2 separate regions of the Homo sapiens genome follow, and region 1 is linked to region 2. Evidence: chromatin contacts called from ENCODE Hi-C or POLR2A ChIA-PET data. All regions are on one chromosome and are shown on one strand. The core of a region is the stretch at or near the end of the contact, and the rest is flanking DNA. Distances in the headings are between cores, read along the strand shown. Region 1 holds the start of MPP2 (MAGUK p55 scaffold protein 2). Region 2 holds the start of DUSP3 (dual specificity phosphatase 3).

Region 1 (7,716 bases), core at 4,994-7,493, 130 kb before region 2:
TAGGTGAACCCCAATGAGGAGGGCAACGAGAAGATCCCTGTGGGGCGTGGGGGAGGCTGGACCTGGGCAGTTGGTGCCAAGCAGGGCTGGGGACAGAGTCGCTGGGTGGTCAAGGCAGGGGAGGGGCAGAGAATAGCTCTGGGATGGACTGTCCTGCATTCCTAGGAAGGGATATGGCCAGGGCACGGCCTGGGTGCCCAGGGCTCCCCCATCATGGCTCACAGCGCATTTTTATCAGGCCACGCAGTGGTCGCAGAGCCTGCGAGGTGGATATTATCCTGCCCGTTTAACAGCAGGGAAAGCCCAGGACAAATGGCTTGCCTGAGGCCACCCAGTGTTCTCCACAGCCCTGGCCCCCTCTTCTGTCTGGGCTCCAATCTACTCTGTAAGCACTGCGTTGGTCCAGGACAAGCGGGGAGGGAAGCAGCATAGGATGTGTGCATACATGAGTGTATGTGTGAGTATGTGTATGTGAGAGTGTGTCTATGAGTGTGTGTATGAGGGTGTGTGTATGAGTGTCTGTGTTTGAGTGTATGTGTATGTGTGTGTCCAAGAGTGTGTATCCAAGAGTGTCTGTGAGTGTATGTGTATGTGTATGTCAGTGTATGCATGTATGTATGTGTGTACATATAAGTGTGTATGTATCTGTGTGTGAGTGTGTGTACTCAAATGGGTAAATGTGTGTATGAGTGTTATATATGTGTGTATTTGAGTGTGTGTGTCTGAGTGTGTCTGTGTGTATGTGAGTGTGTAGGTGTATGTGTGTGTTTATGTGTGTATGTGAGTGTATATGTATGTGTGTCTGAGTGTGTGTGTAGTGTATGTATATGTGAGTGTGTGAGTGTGTGTATGTGTGTATTTGAGTGCCTGTGTCTGTGCGTGTATGTGAGTGTGTGTAGGGATATGTGTGTGTGTATATGTGAGTGTGTGAGAGTGGTGTATGTGTATGAGTGTGTCTGAGTGTGTGTGTGTAGGGTGAGTGTGTATATGTGAGTGTGTGTGTGTCTGTATATGTGAGTGTGTGCACGCATGCATGGTGTATGTATATGTACAGCTCTCCTCCAGGTCACTAGTTCAAGCGGGGACACTCCTCTGATCTGTCTCCAAAGAGCAACTCAAGTGCCTCATGCGGTCCCCAGGGCATCTAACTGCGTCTACTTTCTGCTTTGATCCCCTCTTCAACTCCTACTGTTCAGAAGCTTCCTGCACTCCCTCACCCACTCCCTCATCAATCTCTGCCCTGTCCAGGGTCTACAGGGACACTTCAAATTATGGTTGGCTTGTAGGGGGGCTCCAGCAATAGACACTGGGTCATTGGGGTGGTTAGCAGGACTCCCCCCACTCCCAGGGTTTGCACTGACTTTTAAAAATTATTATTATTACTACTATTACTATTATGAGAGATTGGGGTATCACTATGTTGCCCAGGCTGGTCTTGAACTCCTGAGCTTAAGGGGTCCTCCTGCCTCAGCCTCCTGAGTAGCTGGGACTACAGGCATGCACCCCACACCCCGATGCACCGACTTTTGCAAGCTCTTCCCCACTTTGGCGATGGGCCACCTGTTACTGGCCCCTCACGTGATGCCCATATCAAAGCCCTTGGCACTTCAGTGGAGGTGCTGGAGGGAGAGGAGGAAAAGAGAAGTGGGTGGCACAGATGGATGTGGGCAAGGTGCCAGTAAAGAGTGTGTGGGCAGCGAGAAGAGGACATGCTATCTGTAACAGATACCTGGGGCTCCAGAAGCCCTGGGGTGGATCCTGCCTTCCGCAGGAGAACCTGAAGTCAGCCAGGACACAGCAGACAGCCAGAGATAAGGACTAACCACCCACGGCCCGCTGGCACCTAGCTAGAACCTGCCTAGACCTACTCCCAGAAGGGAACTGCGTTTATAGAACACCTTCTGTGTGCCTGGCACATGGCAGCCACTCTACCTCTGTCCTCTCCCAAAGTTGTTATCCCTATTGTACAGATGAGGAAATTGAGGCTTGGCAAGGTTATTTAACTGGCCTAAGACACACACATGAAGTGGCTGAGCCAGGATTTCAACACAAAATTGTCTGGTTCCAGAACTTCCCACCCCAATAGGGAGGTGGGCAGACTAAAATCAGGAGGCAAGGGAAAGTGCAATTGTTGGGCCAGGTGGAGGAACAGATGCTGCTTACAAGAGAGGTTTTGGGGCTCTGCCCTCTAGAAAGGCAATCTGACATGAACGCAGGCCAGGCTGGTGGTAATGGTAGTGGTAGTGGCGGAGGAGGCTTCAATTTCTGTCTTGAGGTTGTGGGATGAGCAAGAGGCCAGGAAACTTGGTCCTTCACGGAGGCCTTGGTTTAGTCCTGGTGGGAAGGCAAAGCTGTCTGGATCCATTCCTGTCTGGATGCCCTGTTGAGGCGGGGACTAGGGAGGACGGCATAGCTTTTCCTTTAGAACAGTGGTTTCCAAAGTGGGTGTGCACCTAGGGGTGTGCAAGATGATCCTTTTGGGTATGGGAAGACAAAATTGGAATTTCTATTTATAGTTAAAAAATTAATCCTGGCCTGGTGCAGTGACTCACACCTGTAATCTCAGCACGTTAGGAGGCTGAGGCAAGTGGATCACTTGAGCCCAGGAGTTTAAGGCCAGCCTGGGCAACATGGCAAGACTCTATCTCTACAAAAAATTAAAAAAAAAATTCTCCAGGTGTGGTGGCATGCAGCTGTGGTCCCAGCTACTCTGGAGGCTGAGGCAGGAGGATGGCTTGAGCCTGGGAGGTCCAGCCTGCAGTGAGCTATGATCATGCTACTGCATTCCAGCCTGGGCAACAGAGTAAGACCCTGTCTCAAAATATGTTTATTTATTTATAAATAAAATGAAAATAAAAATTCATCCCTATGTGTGTGATTTCTAATATGCATACTAATTAGTTGAATAACACAAATATAGTTTATAGGCAAATATTTATATAATTTTATATAGTCCATTGAAGGCTCTAATTTTTTTTTTTTTAAATACGGAGTCTCACTCTGTCGCCCAGGCTGGAGTGCAGTGGCGCAATCATGGCTCACTGCAACCTCTGCCTCCCGGCTTCAAGCGATTCTCCTGCCTCAGCCTCCCAAGTAGCTGGGATTACAGGCGCCCGGAACCACTCCCAGCTAATTTTTGTATTTTTAGTAGAGACAGGGTTTCATCATATTGGCCAGGCTGGTCTTGAACTCCCGACCTCACATGATCTGCCCACCTCGGCCTTCCAAAGTGTTGGGATTACAGGTGTGAGCCATGGCACCTCGCCCAAGTTTTTTTTTTTTTTTTTTTTTTTTTTTTTAAGTATAGTCCATAAATAAGGTTTCCAGAACTAGGCACTGGCCAGTCGCAGGTGTGGAGGCGAAGCACCTCAGAGGCTGGGTGTAGATAAACTGGGAATAGCTGTTGGTGGCCCCTGCTGGTCATTATAGGAAGTGCACCATCACTCAGTGCAAAGCCTTACCTGCTGGAAATTTGTAACACTTTTGAGTTTTATTTTTCTCTGTGCCTTGACTCCCAAAACTCTGGGCTGAACACCACCATAGGAATACCTTGATTTTGGGGGAAGGAGATATACTACCTGCACCTTTATGACCTCTGAGGCTGAGGCAGGGAGGAAGGCAGAGCTAATTACAAACCTCAGAGAAGGAGGACTCATTCCCCTCTTGAGGTAGGGGGCAGCCCTTAACTACTAGGGGATGCATTGCCGACCTTCAAACCTGCTTCCCTTCCCAGCTACTCCATTGCCAACCATTAGCAGCTCTATTCCTTTGGGGAACAGCTTAGGACACACTGCACCTTTATTATGGCATTCAGCTGTGCTACCAAGAAGCGCTTTTTGTATCTATGTAACACACTCCTTTCCGACTTCAACCCCAGACTGTGAACTCTAGGAGGTTAGGGCCCTTATCTCAGTATCACAGTAAGTGGTACCTTGCCTGGCACAGAAGAGGAGCATCCTATTCTGCATCAATAAATGTTTCTTCTCATTCTGTAACTGCACAAGGCTGTTGTGAGAATGAAACAATTTGTCAATTGTAAGGTCCTGAACAGATGTGAGAGGCTGGCATTCTGCAAGGCCTTTATTAGAGAGATACTTGTTGACCGACGAATGCAGTGGGGCAGCCGCTAAGAATAATGAGTTGGGCTCCACCTCCCCAGGTGGGCCAGAATCTGAGATCCCAGACTGTCCTGAGGATCCTAAATGGAATGGAAGATTTGATGTGGGTCGCTATGGAGGTAATAATTGCTTGATTAAGAAGTAATTAATATCTTGTAGAGATTCAAGATCCTTCCTCTTCCAAAATACAAATAGCTGAGTGATTTCCAGCCCAGAGGTGGACAGGTGACAGTGGAGGGTAGCCTTTATAATGGAAAGGGGAACTCTTCCTGAATTCAATTATAAGGATTTTCTAGGCCGGGTGCAGTGGCTCATGCCTGCAATCCCAGCACTTTGGGAGGCTGAGGTGGGCAGATCACCTGAGGTCAGGAGTTCGAGACCAGCCTGACCAACATGGAGAAACCCTGTCTCTACTAAAAATACAAAATTAGCCAGGCATGGTGGCGCATACCTGTAATCCCAGCTACTCGGGAAGCTGAGGCAGGAGAATTGCTTGAACCCGGGAGGCAGAGGTTGCGACGAGCCGAGATCATGCCATTGCACCCCAGCCTGGGCAACAAGAGCGAAACTCCGTCTCAAAAAATAAAAATAAAAAAGAAGAAGAAGAAGAAGGATTTTCTAGCTTGCAGATAGAGGAAAGAGCTGCAAGCAATGCGCTCCAAGAACCCTCTTTGTTTAGAGACCAAAGCCTGCAATTCCTGTCAAAGCTATCTGGGTTCGATGGCTTTCTTCTCTCAGTAAAAGCCTGGGTCACCTAAACAATGTGGTTTTCAGCAGTTCGGCCGCCTCTGTGGCTTTTTCCTATATCCAAACTTATACCCTTGGAACTCAGGGGAGAGCTGAGTCTTGGAACCCAGGGACCAGTCCCCTGCTTTCGGGATAGATTCCCATTTCTGAGATTTCCAAGCAAGTTTCCAGAATGTAATCCATTTCTTTTCTTTTTGTTTCTTTTGAGACAGGGTCTCACTCTGTTGCCCAGGCTGGAGTGCGGTGTTGCAATCTCGGCTCACTGCAGCCTCAGCTTCCCAAGTAGCTGGGACTACAGGCGCGCGCTACCACGCCCAGCTAATTTTGTTTATTTTATTTTTTGTAGCGATGGGGTTTCACTATGTTGCTTGGGCTAGTCTCGAACTCCTAGGCTCAACCGATGCTCCCGCCTCCGACTCCCAAAGTGTTGGGATTATGGGAGTGAGCCACCGCGCCCGGCCAAAGATGCAGTCCATTTATGATCTTAGGAATCCAGTTAGCAAGGAAAAGGGATGACTCTCACATTTTGTTCAGGGCAACTGGACGGGGTGGCTGAACGCCGAGGTCGGAGAAGTAGCGTAGCTGGCCCCAAATGCTAGTCGCACTGCACAGAGCCTCCCGTATTTGGAGGCCCAGCATCTTTTACTAGCAGATGTGGGGTGGAGCCGGAGGCTGGGCGAAGGCGGGCCAGTGGGTTTAACCCTTTATTTACTTTTTGGGCTGGGACTCTGAGGAAGGCTAGCCAGTTACTTCTTTATTCCATAGGCAGGAAAATGGACCAGGCCTCCCTCACCTAGACCTAAAAGAGGCTCTCGAATCCTTTCAGGAAGACATTTCCTCTTTTTTGCAAAATTTCTGGAAAGTCTGGAATCCGGATATCCACCCTCTGAGTCCTTAAAAAGCTGCCCCTGATCCCGAGGCCTTCTGGGGCTGGTATCCTGCTTCCTGGGAGTCTCTCTGAAGTCCTCCTATTCTTTTTCTCAATATGGAAGCAGGATAACGAGGAAAAGTGAGGCACGCCTGGAACTAGAACGCCGGTCTAAGCCAAGATGGGTGGGCGGAGTAATCAAGCCGGTCTCATTAGGCACTTTTACCATCGCCCCTTTAAGGGATCCTTGGGAGCCGAGGGGCACCAGCGGGTACTGGTACCAGTCCTGCCTCCCTAACCCTTCCCAGTGGGACTCCAGCAGGGCGTCGTGGTCTGTGCGGTGTCTCCCAAACCACTACCTGGCTGCCCCCGTACCAGCTGCTGGGAAAGACTACTTCCTCCGAGTTGTGCCGGCCTCCGCGTTCTCCTCACCTCCCCTCTCCTCCGGACCTCCGCCCCCTCGCGGAGAGGCCTTGCCGCTTTAAGAGCCGGGCTAGCGATTGACAAGCAATAAACGCTGAGCGCCCGGCTGCGCTGGAGCCGCCCGGAGCTAGGGGCTTCCCGGGGCGCAGGTAGGCGTCCCCCGGCCCCCGGGCCAGCTCCTATCCCAAGACCTCCGCCTTCTTTTCGTCCTGACACGGCACTTAGGACCCTATTCACTGGGTTTAAACTCCACAGGCCCCTTTCACCCAGGCCCGTTCCCTCCCTGTCCACCCGCCCCCGCCCCTGGGCCCTCTTTCTGGGGTGCTGGTTGGGAGAACCAAGCCCCGCTGCCCATTGACACTGGTCCCCGCCCCTGCGGTAGGGGCTCCAAAGTGGCTTCAGGCACCAAGGTGGTGAGCTGTGAGGGGCCCCGGTATCTGCGCGGCCTCCCCGGGGGCTGTGCGGGTTGGGGGTACTTAGAAGCCCGGCATTACGTAAGAACCGTGCTGTTAGCGCTTCCGGGGGTTGGGGAGCGAGACAGAGGTTGCGCTGGGTCCCGGTGGCCCCCTGGTCCCCCTAGGCAGCTAACACCACAATCTTCCCTGGGAGGGGGTCCGCAGAAGGGCGCGCGCTGCTTCTCCCGCTTCCCAAGCTGTAGCGGGGCGGGTCGGGAGCCAGGGTTAGGGTCTGGAGACTTGGGAGGGGACCGGTGCCAGAAGCGAAGAGCTAGGGTTAGAAAGTTAGGTCAATTAAGGGGGGGGCGGTGCGGATAAAGACGGGGTGGGGGTTGGCCGGGGCAGTCATTTAGTGACCTCATCCCTGGTCTCCGGCGGGCGCGCACGTAGAGAGCCTTCTTTGATGGCTCACAACACGCCCCCCTCCCCCAGGTCCTAGCGCCCAGGGTGTTAGGGCTGGGTCCGTTGGGGCAGGGGTGATCTGATGGTCCAAGCATGCACGTCCGCCTGGCCTTTCGACCCCATCCTCTGGCCCTCAGTTCTGTCCAGACCTCCCCGCGACCTCTCGCTCTCCAAAGCGCCTTTGTCAGACCTTTCTTCTCCGCACCTCTTTGTATGTGTATGGATGGAGGGATGGGTGGGAGGTTGGAAGAAACCTCTCCCTTTCACTGCTGGTCCGCTCGCCTGCGGACACTATGGGTGATGTGGATATCTCGGAGGCAGAGCTGAGAGGGCATCTGGGCCCAGGCTTTTGGAAGCCGAGGTGCAGGTTCCCAGATGTCTGGGTGCAGGACCTTGGCACGGAGCCAGGCTAGCTTGCCTGGCACTGCCGTTCTCCTGTGGACACAGCCAGGCCCCGCCCTCTCAGAGGCTTGGACGGGCGTGGGGGAGCAAAGCCAGCCGATGCTCTGGGAACCGATTCCCCGGGAGAAAACCCAGGCAGGCTGGGCAAGACTTCCGAGCGCAGGGATTTCATACAGGATCCTCCCTGCCTTTTCCCGCCCTCCACGCTCTAGGGAAGGAGGACTTCTGGAGTCCCTTCTCTGACCCTGTGAGGGAGAGCAGCGCCAGCCAGGAGAAGGCTCCAGGTCATCAAGGCCTGGGA
Region 2 (7,687 bases), core at 491-2,990:
TTCCCCAAACTCAGCAGATAAGGCCATATCATCCCAAAGCTGTGACCTGGTCTGGTTTCCTGTTGATCTCTTTATGGGGTACCATTCCAAAATCCCTAATAGCAGTGTCCAGCCCAAACTGCCCACATACCTATTTGTATTCTATTCTTGTGAGATACGTAGTGGCCAAAGTCCAGTTTCTTTCTGAAGGTTGTGCTTTGCCTGTGATTAGAGACGATAACAGGGTAGGCCAGATAATCCAGGGAATTGTTCATCTTCTCTTCCTAGTCTCACTTCAGAAATGAGGTACCCAGACTCCTCTGTGAGGTGCCTAGCTGTCCCCATGACAAGCTGTCATAGTTACCCAGTTATGACATCAGGGACAGGTCCCGGGAAGGGAGTAGGAGCAGCAGAGCATGGCTGGCTGCCTCTGGGCTTGTGTTTTTAATGCTAACCTCGGCTCAAGTCAAGATGAAGGTCAAGGAACTCGAAAGCTTTCCCCGCTGCTTAGAATGCAGATGCTGCCAGCCAACACCAGAAGGAAAGAAGTGGTGCACCGGGAGGGGTGGGCAGGCACGGGGTGGGGTGAGGGATACAGAAATTCCAGCCTTGGTTACACATCTTGGGCTATCAGCTAAGTAGTCTCCACTGCAATAGCTCCCCTGAAGGTGCAAGACCACAAGTTTTGGAGGAGGAGAAAGTTGACCCTAATGATAATCGGATCCAATTCCTTTTGCAAATGAGGAAACTGAAGACCACAGCAGCAGCAACGTTACTCAAGAACCAAGTTGGTGGCAGGGCTGGGCTCAGGATGTGGGGTTCCTGAATTCAAGGCCAAATTTGCCCTTTTGCAGGAAGGAAACTGCCAGTTTTTCATGGCAGTAGGGGAGGGCAGCTTTCCTCCAGTACAGAGACTATCTTTTGTACTTAGTGGGAGTTCAGGAAATGCTGAGTGGCTTATGGTGGGCTGGCATCTGCTCCAGGAAGGGCTGCAGGAGTCTGATTTATCTCCACCCCAGCACAGGGTATAGCACCCACTGGGTGCTCAACGCATTTGTTGATGAAGGACTAACACCTATTGAGTGCTCGCCATGCAGTGCTGGGTGCCTTCTTTGAATGTCACATTTAACCCTTCCAGCAACCCTAGAATTAGGTACCATTACTATCCCGCTTTTTTTTTTTTTCCCTGCAAACAGGCTCAGGTTAAGTAATTCCTCAGAATTCCAAACCTGACTGCTTTTAAGCACGACGATGACTCTCAATGAATGTTGAAAGCAGATGCGCCCCAGAGTAGGGCTTCTCAGACTTTGACCGTAGGGACCTCCTGGGGTCCGTAAAATGTCCACTCTGATCCAGCAGGGCTGGGCTGGGGCGGGGATTCTGTCAAGCGCCCGGGTGGTGCCTCCACTGCAGGGAGCCGCTCACGAGCCGAACCCGGCGGTCCCTGTAATCATGAAAGACTGAAGCGACCCCTAGGTGTACCTCCGCCACGAAATGTTTATTGGGCCCTGCATTTAATTCAGGGAAGGAAGTTACCGCGCTTGCCAGTTTACAAAGATACACAAACGGCCTGGACCGGGATGGGGCGAGGACCCCTGAGACTCCAGGGCGGTGGCGTCTTCCCCCCGGGACGCGCCCAGGAGTGGCGCGCGGGGCCCCCGCGTCACGGCGCCCGCGCTCCGCAGCTCCCGGAGCCCGGCGGGCCCGCCCCAGGGGCGGGACGGGGCGGCTCCCGGCGCGAGCCCCCGCCCAGCTGATCCGCCGCTCTCCGCCTCGCTTGCTCCTGCCGGGCGTGCAGGGCCCCGCCGCCGCCATGTCGGGCTCGTTCGAGCTCTCGGTGCAGGATCTCAACGACCTGCTCTCGGACGGCAGCGGCTGCTACAGCCTCCCGAGCCAGCCCTGCAACGAGGTCACCCCGCGGATCTACGTGGGCAACGCGTGAGTCCCTTTCGCGAGCCCGGCCCCGCCGTCCCTCTCGGGACGCCCCGCCCACCCGAGGCTGGGGTCGGGGTGTCGCGAGTCTTGGGTTGGGGGAGCCCGGGCGCGATGGCCCCTCCGGGAGCCACAGCGGGGGCTTGGGAGGGGCCTGGAGTCGACGCCTACCCCCGCGCGTGGGGCCAAGGAACTGGAACCCTGCCTGGCCGGGCGCGGCCCTTCCCCGTGGCGGGGTGCACGGAGCCCGGGTGGCGCCTGCCCGGGTCCCAGCCGCCACCCGCTTGGGGCTTGGCCTTGGGCGGGGTCGGGGCTACCATGTTCACTTAACAGGTGACCCTCGGTCGCCCGGCCGGTCTCCTGCCCGCGCGTCATGTGACAGCTGCCTGGTTCTGCAGTGAGGTCACCGCGGAATGTCTGCCTTCGCCGCCATGGCAACGGGCCGACGTCACAATTCGGGCATGGAATTTTCCCGGCCCGGCAGTCCCGGATCAGGGAACCTAAACACCCCAAATGAGCGAGTCCGGGGAGCTGGGCCGGGATTTCCAGGCCCCCACCTTCCAGATGTGATTTGATTTACAGGAGATTCTAGAACGGTCCAGTGATAACCCCCCTAAGGACCTGAGCCACCACCTAGAAAAGGCTCTTGACCTTTCACCCCCAGGCTCTGTCACCCAGGCTGGAGTGCAATGGCGAGATCTCGGCTCACTGCAACCTCTGCCTCCTGGGTTCAAGCAATTCTCCTGCCTCAGCCTCCCGAGTAGCTGGGATTACAGGCGCCCGCCACCACGCCTGGCTACTTTTTGTATTTTTAGTAGAGACGGGGTTTCACCATATTGGCCAGGCTGGTCTCTTGGCCAGGCTGGTCTCAAACTCCTGACCTCATGATCCGCCCACCTCGGCCTCCAAAAGTGCTGGGATTACAGGCGTGAGCCACCGCACCCGGACAGTAAGAGATTTTTTTTAATTTAAATTTTAAATTTTTTTTCTAGTAAGAATGTCTAATCAGCAGGAAAGAACCAGTGTTAACATTCTGAGATGTGAAATAGGAGCCTCAAGAAAGAATATATTAGCATGCCTGTACAGCCTTGGAAAGCCTCAAGTTGGATTTTCACGATACTCTGAGGACCCAGTTACCAAAATCCTAAGCTTCATGGCTCAGCCCAAGGATGGCATGTTGAAAACTCAAAACTAACCCTCCTCCCATTTTACAGAGGAGGAAATGGTGGCTCAGAGTGTGTGAGGGACTACAAGGACAGGGTCAATGTCTTGTTCATGTATGTATTTCCTGACCTCCGCTATGACCTGCTGTTTAGCCTGCCAAGGACTGCCACGGAAATGGGGGTCATCATGGAACTAGAAGGGGTCCATCAGGCCCCAGCCTCATGGGGACAGTTCTCATCCATTCCATCATTCATTCACCAGTCTGAGCACCTGCTTTATGTCAGGCACTGTACAATGTTCATTCATAGTAGAGATAGTAATAATGATAATTGTAAATTTTTTGAATGTTGAATTATTAATAGTATTAGAGGCCTGGCACGATGGCTCACGCCTGTAATCCCAGCACTTTGGGAGGCCGAGGCGGGTGGGTCACCTGAGGTCAGCAGTTCGAGACCAGCCTGACCAACATGGTGAAACCCTGTCTCTACTAAAAATACAAAAATTAGCTGGGCATGGTGCCTGGCGCCTGTGATCCCAGCTACTCCGGAGGCTGAGGCAGGAGAATCGTTTGAACACGGGAGGTGGAGGTTACAGTGAGCCAAGATCGTACCGTTGCACTCCAACTGGGCAACAAGAGCGAAACTCCATCTCAAAAAAAAAAAGTATTAGAGAAGGGAGATGAATGGGAGTGACTCTTCAAAGTGTTTTTTTCTATCAGCCACTGCTTCACAGTCTTGCGCGGTGTCCTAAGCAGGAATAAACAGAGTCCCACAGTGTCAGCCAAAGGCTTCAGGAATTGGAAAGCTCTAGAGACACCCTTCCTCTTGCACCAAGCAGCAAGCAGGCCTTGTTAGCCTCAGGAATCCCGCTTGCTTGGGCAGGTTGGCCATTCAGCTGTCATCACTTCCCAAGTGGAAACCAAGGTTGTACACGTCTGGTGTAGCCAGAGTGGCAATTGCTGATGGCCACTGTAGAAAATACATCCCTTGCCCTCTAAGCACCTCTGACCTTGACTTGGCCAGGGGTGTGGGGGTTCCTCAACAGGGAGGATCAGTGAGCACCAAGCACCAAGAGGATTTGGGCTCCATTCCCTTAACAAAATCAGGGCCGCAGCCACGTCCTCACAAGGCAGAGCCAGAGCCTGTGTGAGCCACATGTGCCAGGCCTTGGGGGTTTTGCAGCAGATGTGGGCATGAGGGGCAGAGTGAGGTGGAAGATAGAGCAGGGCTGGATGTCGGGAGAAAGGAGGTCTTCTCCCAGATCTGCCACCAGCAGCACACGGGGCCTGTGCCCATCCCTCTGCTCATCCTGTTGGGCCTGAGTTCAAGCTCTGTTAAGCAGGGATATTGCCATCCTTGTTCCTCACAGGGCTGCTCGCAGTGGGCAAGCAAGATCACACAGGAGGTGGCATTTTATAAAGTATAAACTGCTATTTGGACTGGGATGTTTTGTGAGATGAAATAAAGGGGCCTTTTCACCATTCAGACCAATTATTATTTTTATTTTATTTTATTTTATTTTTCGAGACGGAGTCTCACTCTGTCACCCAGGCTAGAGTGCAATAGCACAATCTCAGCACACTGCAACCTCCACCTCCCGGGTTCAAGTGATTCTCCTGTCTCAGCCTCTGTAATCCCAGAGTAGCTGGGATTACAGGCATGTACCACCACACCCGGCTCACTTTTGTATTTTTAGTAGAGACGGGGTTTCACCATGTTGGCCAGGCTGGTCCCGAACTCCTGACAGGTGATCCACCTGCCTCGGCTTCCCAGAGTGCTGGGATTACAGGTGTGAGCCACTGCACCCGACCTTAGATAAATTATTTTGTAACCTCCCATAGTTCTGTTGGGGCCACTTACTCCCCAAGTACTAAATCACCCAAAAGAGCTTTGGAAACGTAGCCAGTGGAATGTGGCAGGTAGGATCCCTCTGGGGGCAGGGAGGGGGCTGCCTGGTACGTGACAAATTTATTCTTTTGCACTCATTCACCGCTTATTTATTCAGCACCTACTATGTAGCAGGTACTATAGCAGATGGTGGGGAAACAGACTTAAAGCAGACATGGTTCCTCTCTCAAGGAGCTCACAGTCTGGATGTCTAAACACAGAAGCACAATCAAGCATTAGAATCATAGTGCTCACTACCGTGTCCAGCTCTGTCAATGGAATAGCCCATTTAATACTCATAACAACCTCAAGGAGAAGGCACTGTTATCCCCATTTTACAGAGAGGGAAACTGAGGCACAGAAAGGTTAAATGGCTTGCTTAAGGTTGCCTGGCTAGTACCTGGGCAGGATGCAGACCCAGTTAGTCTGGTTCCAGAGCCCATCTGTAACCAGTTGGCTATGTACACCCCCACCACAGCTTAGGGAGCATGGGGCCAAATGGAATGGAGGGGAGACAAACACTGCGGAGGGTGTGAAAGATGAGAGGGCGCATTTCTCCAGAGAAGGTGGGAAAGAGCATTCCAGACAGAGGGGACAGCATGGCTATGAAACCACCAGTCTATTTGGGGAAGCTGCTGGCAATTCGATATGGCCAGAGTGAGGGAAGAGGTCATAAGATGAGGCAGGAGAAGCTGGCAGGGGCCAGAGCATGGAGGGTTTCCTTGCTTTGCTAAGAGGCTTAAATCCTTCTCCATCTTCCTCCCCCTGGGGCTGCCATTTGGTTGGTTAATCATCCCCACCACTGTCTCCTGTCCAGGTCTGTGGCTCAGGACATCCCCAAGCTGCAGAAACTAGGCATCACCCATGTGCTGAACGCGGCTGAGGGCAGGTCCTTCATGCACGTCAACACCAATGCCAACTTCTACAAGGACTCCGGCATCACATACCTGGGCATCAAGGCCAACGACACACAGGAGTTCAACCTCAGCGCTTACTTTGAAAGGGCTGCCGACTTCATTGACCAGGCTTTGGCTCAAAAGAATGGTAAGGGACCTCCCACCAGGAAAAGATGGGAGGCAGCTCTGACTGGACTGTCCCTCTGGAAAACAGGCCCACAACAGGTCTCTTCTTAGAAACTCCCTTGTTTCCCATCTTCTGGGGTGAACGACAGAGCTGTAGGTCTCTCTCTGCTCACCTGGCTGGCTGTCAAGTGGCCCCGTGTGTCACAGGATGTGCAACTCATTCACACCATGGCAGCCCCAGGGTCCTCGCGTTTGACTGCACTTTGGCTGGAGGTTGGTTTCCAGTTGCTTACACGTCCCCCATTCAAACAGCTGTAACGATGAGGAAGATGTGTTAATGTGTTAATGTGCATGGCAAGAAGTCCTGAGGTGAAGGAGCATGGGGGCTGGTTGATTAAGGGGCTGCTTGATTCAGCAGCTCCATGGTGGCCTCTGGACCAGGCCCTTTCCCTTTCTCTCTTCTGCCACCTCAGTGTTGGGTGCTCCCGTCATGGTCCCAAGATGGGATCCAGTCACCACATCCAAGCAGGACAAAGTACAGCAGATGAGGCCCTGCAGCCATCTCTTCCCACTCTTTTTTTTCCTCTTCTCTCTCTCCTTTTTTTTTTTTTTTTTTTTTTTTAGATGGAGTTTCACTCTTGTTGCCCAGGCTGAAGAGCAATGGCGCGATCTTGGCTCACCGCAACCTCCACCTCCCAGGTTCAAGCGATTCTCCTGCCTCAGCCTCCCGCCTCAGCCTCCCAAGTAGCTGGGATTACAGGCATGCGCCCCCACGCCTGGCTAATTTTGTATTTTTAGTAGAGATGGGGTTTCACCATGTTGGTCAGGCTGGTCTCCAACTCCTGACCTCAGGTGATCCGCCTCCCTCTGCCTCCCAAAGTGCTGGGATTACAGGCATGAGCCACCGCGCCTGGCCACTCTCTCTCTCTTTTTTAAAGAGACAGGGTCTTGCTATGTTGTCTAGACTGGTCTCCAACTCCTGGGCTCAAGCAGTCCTCTCACCTCAGCCTCCTGAGTAGCTGGGACTACAAGCACGTGCCACCATGCCCAGTCTCTCTCTTTAAGAACAAGTAAAACATTTCCCAGAAATACCCCTCACATCTCATTGGCTAGAGATTCACGTGATTGCCTGGCAAGGAGAAAAGGGGTAGCTGCGGTCAGCTTAGGTTGGCAGTCAGCAAACCACAGCCCCCCTGGCCAAATCTTCCAGCCACTTACGAAACACTTCCTGCAGCCCCCAAATATAAGATAAGACTGAAGGAGAACTACCAAGGCGCTGGCAGTCACCAAGGCATTCCAGCAAGAAACCCTAGAAGGCCACAAAGCAGACATCAGCTGAGCAGGCTGGGCCACTTGCCCTTTCTCCCTTTCTGCTTTTAGCTGTTTCTCTCAGCTCCTCCCTTTACCTCTTCGTCTCTCCCCACCCCAAACCCTCCCAGCGGAGGGGACCCCCATGAGGTGTGAACAGCCTTGGCTGTACTACACTGATGACTCTTGGGCCCAGCAGGCTCACTGTCTGAATGATTTCCAGTAAACAGAATTTTCTAGACCACTGGACAGTGAACGCTCAGGGCTCAGAGAGAAGCTTTACTGTGGAGTATCTGCAGACTTTGCTGACAGGCCCCTCATGGTCCTTCCTGGTCACTGTCACCCCCCAACCCTGCTCACCTCCTCCACTCCAGCTGTACTGAGTTCCTCACCCTG

What was found. A loop is a pair of places that touch in the nucleus more often than their neighbours do. ChIA-PET counts read pairs that join two places held with the same protein, here RNA polymerase II (POLR2A). Pooled maps may share reads with other maps.
Region 1: a loop to region 2 is called in a map of dorsolateral prefrontal cortex, with 4 times the contacts of the local background. The contact joins the promoter of MPP2 here to the promoter of DUSP3 in region 2. A Hi-C loop is called at or near these places in 1 of 168 maps with a recorded cell type or tissue (dorsolateral prefrontal cortex) and 10 of 50 pooled maps. POLR2A ChIA-PET finds 5 or more read pairs at or near these places in 3 of 52 experiments (A549, A673 and Caco-2).

What each region holds. Positions count from the first base shown.
Region 1 is chr17:43,906,063-43,913,778 of GRCh38, reverse strand. It overlaps MPP2 (MAGUK p55 scaffold protein 2), which reads left to right and starts at 6,243. Exons shown (of 13, transcript NM_005374.5): 1 at 6,243-6,305. RefSeq lists enhancers at 1-106, 6,084-6,233.
Region 2 is chr17:43,773,030-43,780,716 of GRCh38, reverse strand. It overlaps DUSP3 (dual specificity phosphatase 3), which reads left to right and starts at 1,740. Exons shown (of 3, transcript NM_004090.4): 1 at 1,740-1,917; 2 at 5,779-6,005. The coding sequence starts at 1,793. CFAP97D1 (CFAP97 domain containing 1) reads right to left here and starts at 282. Exons shown (of 6, transcript NM_001136483.3): 1 at 131-282. The coding sequence starts at 254. RefSeq lists a silencer at 1,560-2,249 and an enhancer at 2,182-2,476.